2 separate regions of the Mus musculus genome follow, and region 2 is linked to region 1. A link is a loop called in an ENCODE intact Hi-C map of the cell type or tissue named here. Cell type or tissue: gastrocnemius. All regions are shown on one strand.

Evidence for each region. Peaks named below come from ENCODE experiments on the same cell type or tissue, not always from the same donor. Only the 100,000 strongest peaks of a DNase experiment are listed, where the experiment ranks them.
Region 2: it touches region 1 in a loop (2.8-fold over the local background); 24 of 42 quality-filtered maps call a loop at or near these places.

Annotation. Positions count from the first base shown.
Region 1 is chr13:113,033,929-113,037,928 of GRCm38, reverse strand. It overlaps Cdc20b (cell division cycle 20B), which reads right to left and starts at 2,550. Exons shown (of 12, transcript NM_001281487.1): 1 at 2,488-2,550; 2 at 2,153-2,215. The coding sequence starts at 2,550. It overlaps Mir449c (microRNA 449c), which reads right to left and starts at 1,946; the gene lies at 1,838-1,946. It overlaps Mir449b (microRNA 449b), which reads right to left and starts at 510; the gene lies at 431-510. Mir449a (microRNA 449a) reads right to left here and starts at 395; the gene lies at 305-395. In gastrocnemius, a CTCF peak has its summit at 1,802 (motif pointing right); DNase peaks (open chromatin) are centred at 1,849, 2,729 and 3,497; H3K4me3 peaks cover 1,781 bases.
Region 2 is chr13:112,984,452-112,988,451 of GRCm38, reverse strand. Ccno (cyclin O) reads right to left here and starts at 650. Exons shown (of 3, transcript NM_001081062.1): 1 at 168-650. The coding sequence starts at 554. In gastrocnemius, no CTCF peak of the experiment used is centred here; DNase peaks (open chromatin) are centred at 223, 759 and 2,310; H3K4me3 peaks cover 1,472 bases.

The DNA of each region.
Region 1 (4,000 bases):
AGAGACCTGCTCTACTCTATCATGAAACTGATTTAGTTGGAAACTTGGGCAAATACACAAGGCTTTCCATTTTATTCTAAATCTTGTGTTAAAACAACAAACACATAACTTTATAAATGCTTTGATAATGTCAAGCTAGGACTCAGAAAATATTACTTGAGTTTTTAAAGTAACAATGGTTAGTACTTTCACTGCTATAAATATGTCCTTGTGTCACCCCAAGCCACTAATAGCTGTTATCATAATAGTACCCCTCTTCATGGCAAAGCACATACATGAGCTGTAAATGCATGCTGGTGGTGATTGTGTGTGCAATAGGAGAGCAGTCGCATGTTAGCTGGTGCCGCTCACATACTCAACCAGCTAACAATACACTGCCAAGCCATCACACACAGGCAAGACAGCGCACCTCATTAACAAGAAGAACCCAGCCAGAAGGAAGTGGCAGGGTAGCTGTGGCTGCTGGCCTGACCCAACGCAGCCAGCTAACAACACTGCCTACCCGAGTCTGGCAAGTTCGGATTTTCACAGTCTGTGGAGTGGCTGAGGCTAAGTTTCTAACAGAAAGACACTGCTGCAGAGCTGCTGGAGTGTGGTGGCGTGGATACGGAGAGCAAGGGAACTCTGAGGGAGCCAGTTTTCTCCTTCCACCATGTGAATTCCTGGGATAGCATGGCAGTAAGTGCCTTTACTGAACCTTCTTGCCAACCCCAGAACTCTAATCTTAGTAACTGAAGAGGATTTATAGAGAAACCTTGTTTAATGTCTCCTAAACTATAAGAAACAAAATTTATATTACCAAGCTATACCCATGTTTTAAAAAAAAAAACTTTTAAGAACTTTAAATGTGGTTTTTGATGTTTTGTTTGTTTTTCCCCCTTGGGGGTGGGGGGTTGATTGGCTAATTTTTTTCTAGACAGGTTGTTTTTGTGTTTTTTTTTTTTTTTTTTTTTTTTTTTGTAGCCCTGGCTGATGTGGAACTGCTGTGTAGACCAGGCTGGCCTGGAGCCGGGAGATCCACCTGCCTCTGCCTCCCAAGTGCTGGCATTAAGTGCTTGACTAAGAACTCTGTATTCTTATACTTGGGTTTTCCAAATTTAATGTTAAGTTAAAGATGTTAGCAAAGTAAAAATGAATTAACAAAAGTTCAATTGAATTAGGCAGTAAAGTATCTAGAAGATAAAATAATTTGGGCAGGAAACATAACTAAAGACACAATGTAAAGGCTTTTAAATGTTATTTCTCTATAGGTGACATTAGTCACTGCATTTTAAAAGGCCAGCTATATATTTGATTTCAAGCGTCACTGATTGAATATAGAAAAATGTATGTTATCTAGAAAAATATTCAAATGGTGAGATTTTAGCTAATAATCTAAATTTAAAAGCATGTGGGCTATTTGGTGTAAAGAGAAGTAAGTGGTGCTAGAGATGTGAGTCAGATGAGGATTTAACTTTTTCATCCATTAAAGAAAGTACAGGAGCTGGAGAGATGGCTCAGCGGCTGAAAAGAGCACTGGCTGCTCCTCCAGAGAACACAGATTAGATTCTCAACACCAACAGGGCGGCCCCCAAAAGCCTGAAACTCCAGTTCCAGGCGATCAGAAGCCCTCTTCTGAGCTCCGCGGACACCACGCACACACGTGATGCACAGATATAAGTGCAGGTAAATAAACACAAGGTAATAAAAATGAGTTTCAAAAGAACACTCTTTTAAAAAGAACTGCAAGCTTTGGGTTAGAGCTTTAAGGGGCAGAAATACTATATTGGATCCAGCTTTTAGTAGCTGTCTTGAAGACACCTCCTTATCCACCAGATGGCACTATTTCCACGTCTTTGCATGCTTCTGAGTGCAGCAGAGGGTAGTGCAGCTAGCAACTGTTGGGATAAAGTTCTAACAGCCAGCTAGCAATGCACTGCCTGCCTGACACACCCACACTTCATCCTCTGTGGAGCCGGACACTGGGAAGCGCCCGCTAAGCAGGTATAAGTAGCTACATCAGTTGTGAGAATCCATTTCTTAAGTCTTCAGATTCTGTAAAGGTTTTTAATTTGTATTAATTCTCCCATAATTCCTGCAAATGCCTTCTATAGCAAGAATTAATTTGCTCGAGATCAGAATGAAGACAGAAGGGCAAGCCCAGAAAACTCACCTTGGGGGAACCTTGATTTCGCTGCTGCTTCATGCCGTTGGCGAGCACCCGCATGATGTTCTCCTTTGGAAATAGATTAACATAAGAAGGGAGAAAACTCTAGGAAAATCGTCACGGAGAGTGGGGAATTGTTTTGAATCCTGGGTTTGCTGATTCACTCATTCTTTCTAAAGCAACCAGGTATCTCCAGAACTTAAATTTCACACCGTTCAAAATTTAAACTAGGCTGTAGAATTTCATGGCATCTTTTGGTCCTTACTGGGTATTACAAACCGTACCTTCTGCAAGAAGCCCCATGGGAGGGTTGGGTCAAGAAAGAAAAGGATGGTACGCACCCACAACATCTCTTCTTCCGTCCGGATCTTCCTCCGGGCGGTGCGTTGCAGTTTCCACTCCATCTCCGAGTGAGTGCGCTGTTCCTGGACGCCTTGCCTCTCCCCCTCAGGGGCTAAGCAGGACCACGACTTCCCAAACCGCTAGCCTCGTCCCCCTAAACCCATCAAACCTGCCCTCCTACCCCCGAGACCCTCGCTCCTCCCACAGCTCCTGGAGCGTATTCCCCAGGGTAACCTTTAAAAAGCCCGCGGGGCGGCAATCAAAGCGGGAACCTCCTTCCGTCGGTCCCGCCACAGGCCAGCGCCTCGATGACGTCAAGTCTGGGGTGTCGGGGTGCTCGCTCGGGTCCCGCCCTCCTACCCGCGCCCCCGCACTGGGCCTCCCGAGCGGCGCGCGCCGCAGCGCCAAGCTTTGCCGCGAGCAGTGGCGGGCCTGAGCCTCCTGCCCGAGCCCGCAGGAGGTGCGGAGTCGGCGGGTAGAGAAGCGGGGTTTTTGGAGTTCACTGTTGTTTTCAAAAGCAAAAACGTTTCGTCCTAACTGACTCTAATCCTTTTTTTCCGTTCCCCTCTCCTTTTCTTCAACCCCACCCTGATTATCAAATTTGGACGCGTGCAGTAATTCTCACCCTTCTGTTTACTGCTTAGTGATAATCGCTTGTGAAAATTCCTGAACGTAAACATGTCTCTCAATGAGCATGTTAACTCCTCTGTCTTCAAACTCAAACTCAAAAAAGGGGGGGGGGGTGTCTAGGCTGCCGAGAAATGCGTTGACATTTCCAATTAATAAATTATCCGCACTGTCCACTTGGGGAATTGGGGAACTGGCCAAGTTCTCTTGCTGGATCTTGGGAGCTACTTCATAAGCAGGAAGTTTGTGAGAGAGGGAAAGAGCCAAGGAAAGCCAGTGAGACAGCTGACCAGGCCTAGGACTGGATCGATCATGAAATTGCTCGAGGGTCTGGAGGGACCTGGAGACGACTGACAGACAGGGAGCCAGATGGGCTGCTCAGCCTTGCCTGCCCATCTGAGCTGCCAAGGCAAGCTGGGCCATATGGCAGGAGACTAAACTGTCTGAGCAACCTAGGAGGTCCAGCAGCCAGGTTCTCTGCTCCCAGGTCCCCATCCCAAAGTGACAGCAGATTGCATTTTAACTCTAATAAGTTGTTTTGTGCATGCTGGGGCTAGGAGATTCAAACTGCTCAATAACTTAAGCCCACTCTAGTACGTCTGAAAATTCAAGAAATACCGGCTTCGTAGCAACCCAGCTCCCAGTGTTCCAATGACAACGGTTGAAAATGTGTGCTGGTAACCCCACATGAGATTTGTCAGAATGCTTGTATTAGAATATCTTTCTTACCCCACAAGAATGCTACTTTTCTTGCAGTGTGATCAAATGCTTACTCATTCCAAGCCCCAGGAAATCCCTTCTGCAAGCATTAAGACTCAAAGTGAACCATCTTTGCATGAGTCAGGTATATTGTTTAATGGCCAGTTGGAGAATGTCAACCAAAAC
Region 2 (4,000 bases), 49 kb after region 1:
TCAGTGGGCCAATCCTTGAAGGTCCCAATTGCTCCTACTGATGGCAGATAATGGGCTGCAATGACTAGGGCTGTGCGAAGGGCAGCCAGCAGCCATGGAGAGAGCGAGCTAGCCTGGGAGAGACAGAAGCGCGACGGCCCCGGGTCTGGCTCTTGCCAGCGCCTCACTTGTGGCTGGCGCGCCAGCGACTCCCGCGGGTGGAAAAGATTCTCCTGCGCCTTTCGGAAGTCGTAGCAGCTCTGGCCGTATTCTCGGAAGGTCTGGAGATCCAGCGCTGTCAAGGGCTGGGCAGGGTTGAGTAGGGAGCTGCAGTCCCGCGCCGCAGACACTGCGGGGCTGTCGGCGCCGTCCGAGCTGGAGCTGGGGGACTCGAAAAGGTCACAGACGCCCGAGTCTCCCGGGAGCGAACACGCGTTCAGCGGCCGCAGCGGCTTCTTTCTCCGGAGGCACGGGCGTCTGCTCTTCTTCACTGGGGCGCGGAGGTTCTGGTGGCTGTCTCGCCTCCCGGCTCCCGCGGCGGGGCTGCCCGGGCTGGCAGGGCAAGGGGTAACCATGTTACAATCGGGTAGCGCTCCTAGCGTCTACGACGCCCGGAGCGTCGGCGCGAGAGCTGCGAGGAAGATCCGGTCCCGCTGGCGGCGCAGCTCTAAGTACCCGGACTGTGCCTTCCCTCCACCACTCCCCCGGCCTCTCACTGGCTGAGCCCCGAGCCGCCCACGGGCCGCGCTTTCCCGGAGGCAGAGCCACACCCCTCGCGTGCGAGCAACGCGTGGCCCCCGCGCTGGTTGCAGGGGGAGGAGGCGTTGCAACTCCCGCCTCTCACCCGCCTTCAGCTGCAGGCTCCGCGCGTCTGTCGTCACCGTGGCAACCGCAGCCCGGGTCCTGGCGCCAGCTGCTTGAGCTCGGTGGAAGAGCGTAAAGATCACTGGCCACCTAGGGGAGCCATGGGCCGTCTGAGCGGTTCAGCCGCCCCCGGAAAAAGGGAAAGGCTGCTCCGGGGAACCTGGTCCTTGGTTAGATTGTCTGGCCTGGTGTGATCATCTTTTATGCCAACCCTCATCCAGGTGGGTCCGCCTCTGAGCTCCGGACCAAGATCAGGCTAGGTTTTCTTCAGTGACCCATAAAAGGACTTGATTTGCGACTATTTTATTTCATTCCGCTGGCCCAGGGAAGGAGAACTTTGGCGCGTCGCTAACGTCTGTTAAGTATGTGGGAGCCCGTCCTGTCAGACAGGTATTTGTGATCCAAAAACGTAGGAAGTTACTTCAAATGACCGTCGCACAAGCCCGCTGCCCTCTGGATACTTTGCCCCGCACTTTTCATCCCGAGCCAAACACGCCAAGGCTGCAGCCGTTTAGGGCCTTAATGTCACAGGTGGCATTTCTGTGGAATTGCTCACAGTGTGTTCTGCTTTGGGTCATTAGCTTTTAACCCTCTACCTTTCTAGGTTATTCTTTGTGCCCAGGGTAGGATGGAGGGAAATCAAAGGAATGCAGAGTTGGGGGAGGGGGAGGCGCGGGGACAAGAGAGAAAGGTAGAATGTGACACCTTCTCCATTCTCAACCCGTGTACTCCAAACTCCGGTCCTGATCTAAAAGAGACGTTAAGGCGCTGTGAGTTCTGCACACGCGGCCGTCCTCACTGATTCCAAAGACAGCTGGAAATTGTTGGAGTCCACGTGCAAATCCTCCCCCTAGAAACTTGCCAGAGAAGCAGGTGAGGGGAAAGGGCTGGATTTCAGCTTCTCGCCTCCGTTTCTATTCTCTGTGATTCTGAAGGCGCTTTAAATTGCAGCACTTGTGTGACGCGGGGTTGCTGAGAATCACCTGAGAGGAGTTTTCTACATGCAAGTGCCTGGCTTTCTGTCTCCTCTCAGGCTGTTGATGGGTAACATTACGGGGAGATCAACCGAATCCACAGCAAGGGGGCCACATAGCAGACCTCTTCCTAGAAGAGTTTTCTGGGTGAGGAGGAAGGATCTAGGAACTCTCTGATTCTGCCTCTTGGTCCAGCGGGAAAGAGCACAAAGCACCTCATCAGTAGGATCCAGAGTGTACCTATTTAATGATCTTGTTCAGCAAGACATTATTCGGTCTCCATTTCGTCGTCTGTAAAAGGATATTACTTGCCTTGCGAGTCAAGTAACATCGATGAGAAATCTTGAAACTCCCCCCCCCCCCGTTAATTTATTTTATTTATTCACTTTACATCCCTATCGCAGCTCCTCCTCCTCTCAGTTACCGCCTCACATCGCCCCTTCCCCCTCCTTCCCTGCATTGAGAAGGGGCCGCCCTCTCCCTCTGAGTACTAACCCATCCTGACACACCAAGCCCCTGCAGGCCTGGGCACAAGCTCTCCCGCTGTGGCCAGACAAGGCAGCCACAAGCAGACAACAGTCAGGGACGGCTCCCACTCCAGTTGTTGGGAGACCCTCTTGAAGAGAAAGTCCTTTTTAAATGCAAAATAGTAGAGTCCTCTTGAACCTGATCCAGGGGGGTCAAGAATGTTGTTCTGCTGGGGGAAACTGAAGACTGATCAGGCCATCTGTGTGTGGTAAGGCTCTCCATGCTGAACAGACTTTTTTCCCCCAAGGCCTGTACTTAGAGTCAATCCCAACAGACACTGCCTGAGTCTCAGCTTGAAGGACCTATTATTCAGCTTTGGCAGAGTGCTTGCTGTGTCGCCTGCTGTGTGGAACCTGCAAGGAGCTGGTGTTCAGGTGGGATAAACAAAGAGCCATGTGCCATTCTTAAAGGACTGAAATGTGAGCCGGGCGTGATGGTGCACGCCTTTAATCCCAGCACTCGGGAGACAGAGACAGAGGCAGGTGGATTTCTGAGTTCAAGGCCAGCCTGGTCTACAGAGTGAGTTCCAGGACAGCCAGGGCTACACAGAGAAACCCTGTCTCAGAAAAGGCCAAAAAAAAAAAAAAAAAAAAAACCAAAACCAAACAAACAAAAAAGGACTGAAATGTGATGGGGGAGGGGACCAAGATATCAATTTAAATTCAAATGTCAGATAAACAACAAATGCATTTCTCATAAGGATGTCACAGAAATTGTATGAGACATATCTACAAGAGAAAAATGTTTATCTGATAATTACCTGAAACACTGTACTATATGGAACAGCAAGCTATCTTTTAAAGATTTTTTAAAAAAAGATTTATTGGGGCTGAGAGATGGCTCAACGGTTAAGAGCACTGACTGCTCTTCCGAAGGTCCTGAGTTCAAATCCCAGCAACCACATGGTGGCTCATAACCATCCATAACGAGATCTGGTGCCCACTTCTGGTGTCTGAAGACAGCTACAGTGTACTTACATATAATAAATAAATAAAATTAAAAAAAAAAAGATTTATTTATTTTATATATATGAGTGCACTGTAGCTGTCTTCAGACACACCAGAAGAGGGCATCAGATCCCATGACAGATGGTTGTGAGCCACCACGTGGTTGCTGGGACTTGAACTCAGCACATCTGGAAGAGCAATCAGTGCTCTTAACCTCTGAGCCATCTTCCAACCCCCAACAGACTATTCTTTTATCTGATATTCAAATTCAACTGAGCCCTGCAACTTCACAGCAGGATCAGCCTCACTGTTCTGGAAAGAGTAATGAAAAATTGATGGTAAAAACCAAGGTAGGGGGGAGGGAGGGAGGCAGAAGAGGAGGGCTGGACAAGAGTATTCTAAGTAAAAACAGGCTGTAGGAGGATCTGGCAGCAGTCCTGGGACATCTGCAGATGTGTATAAGGGCCTGTCTAACGAAGAATGGCCCTTGCAGAGAAGAGGAGGACAGAAGCTGGAAAGTTATAGCTAATAATTACATAAAGGGTATGTGGCAAGTACTTTATTCTCTGTGTATATCTATCTGTGCATAGGGCTATGCTTCAGTCTTACAGCAGCTCCACAGTTCAGCTTCTGGTGTTATAGCCATTCTTAGAGATGAGGCACACAGAGGTAAAAACTGAGGTCATAGGCAGTAAAATACACATCTGA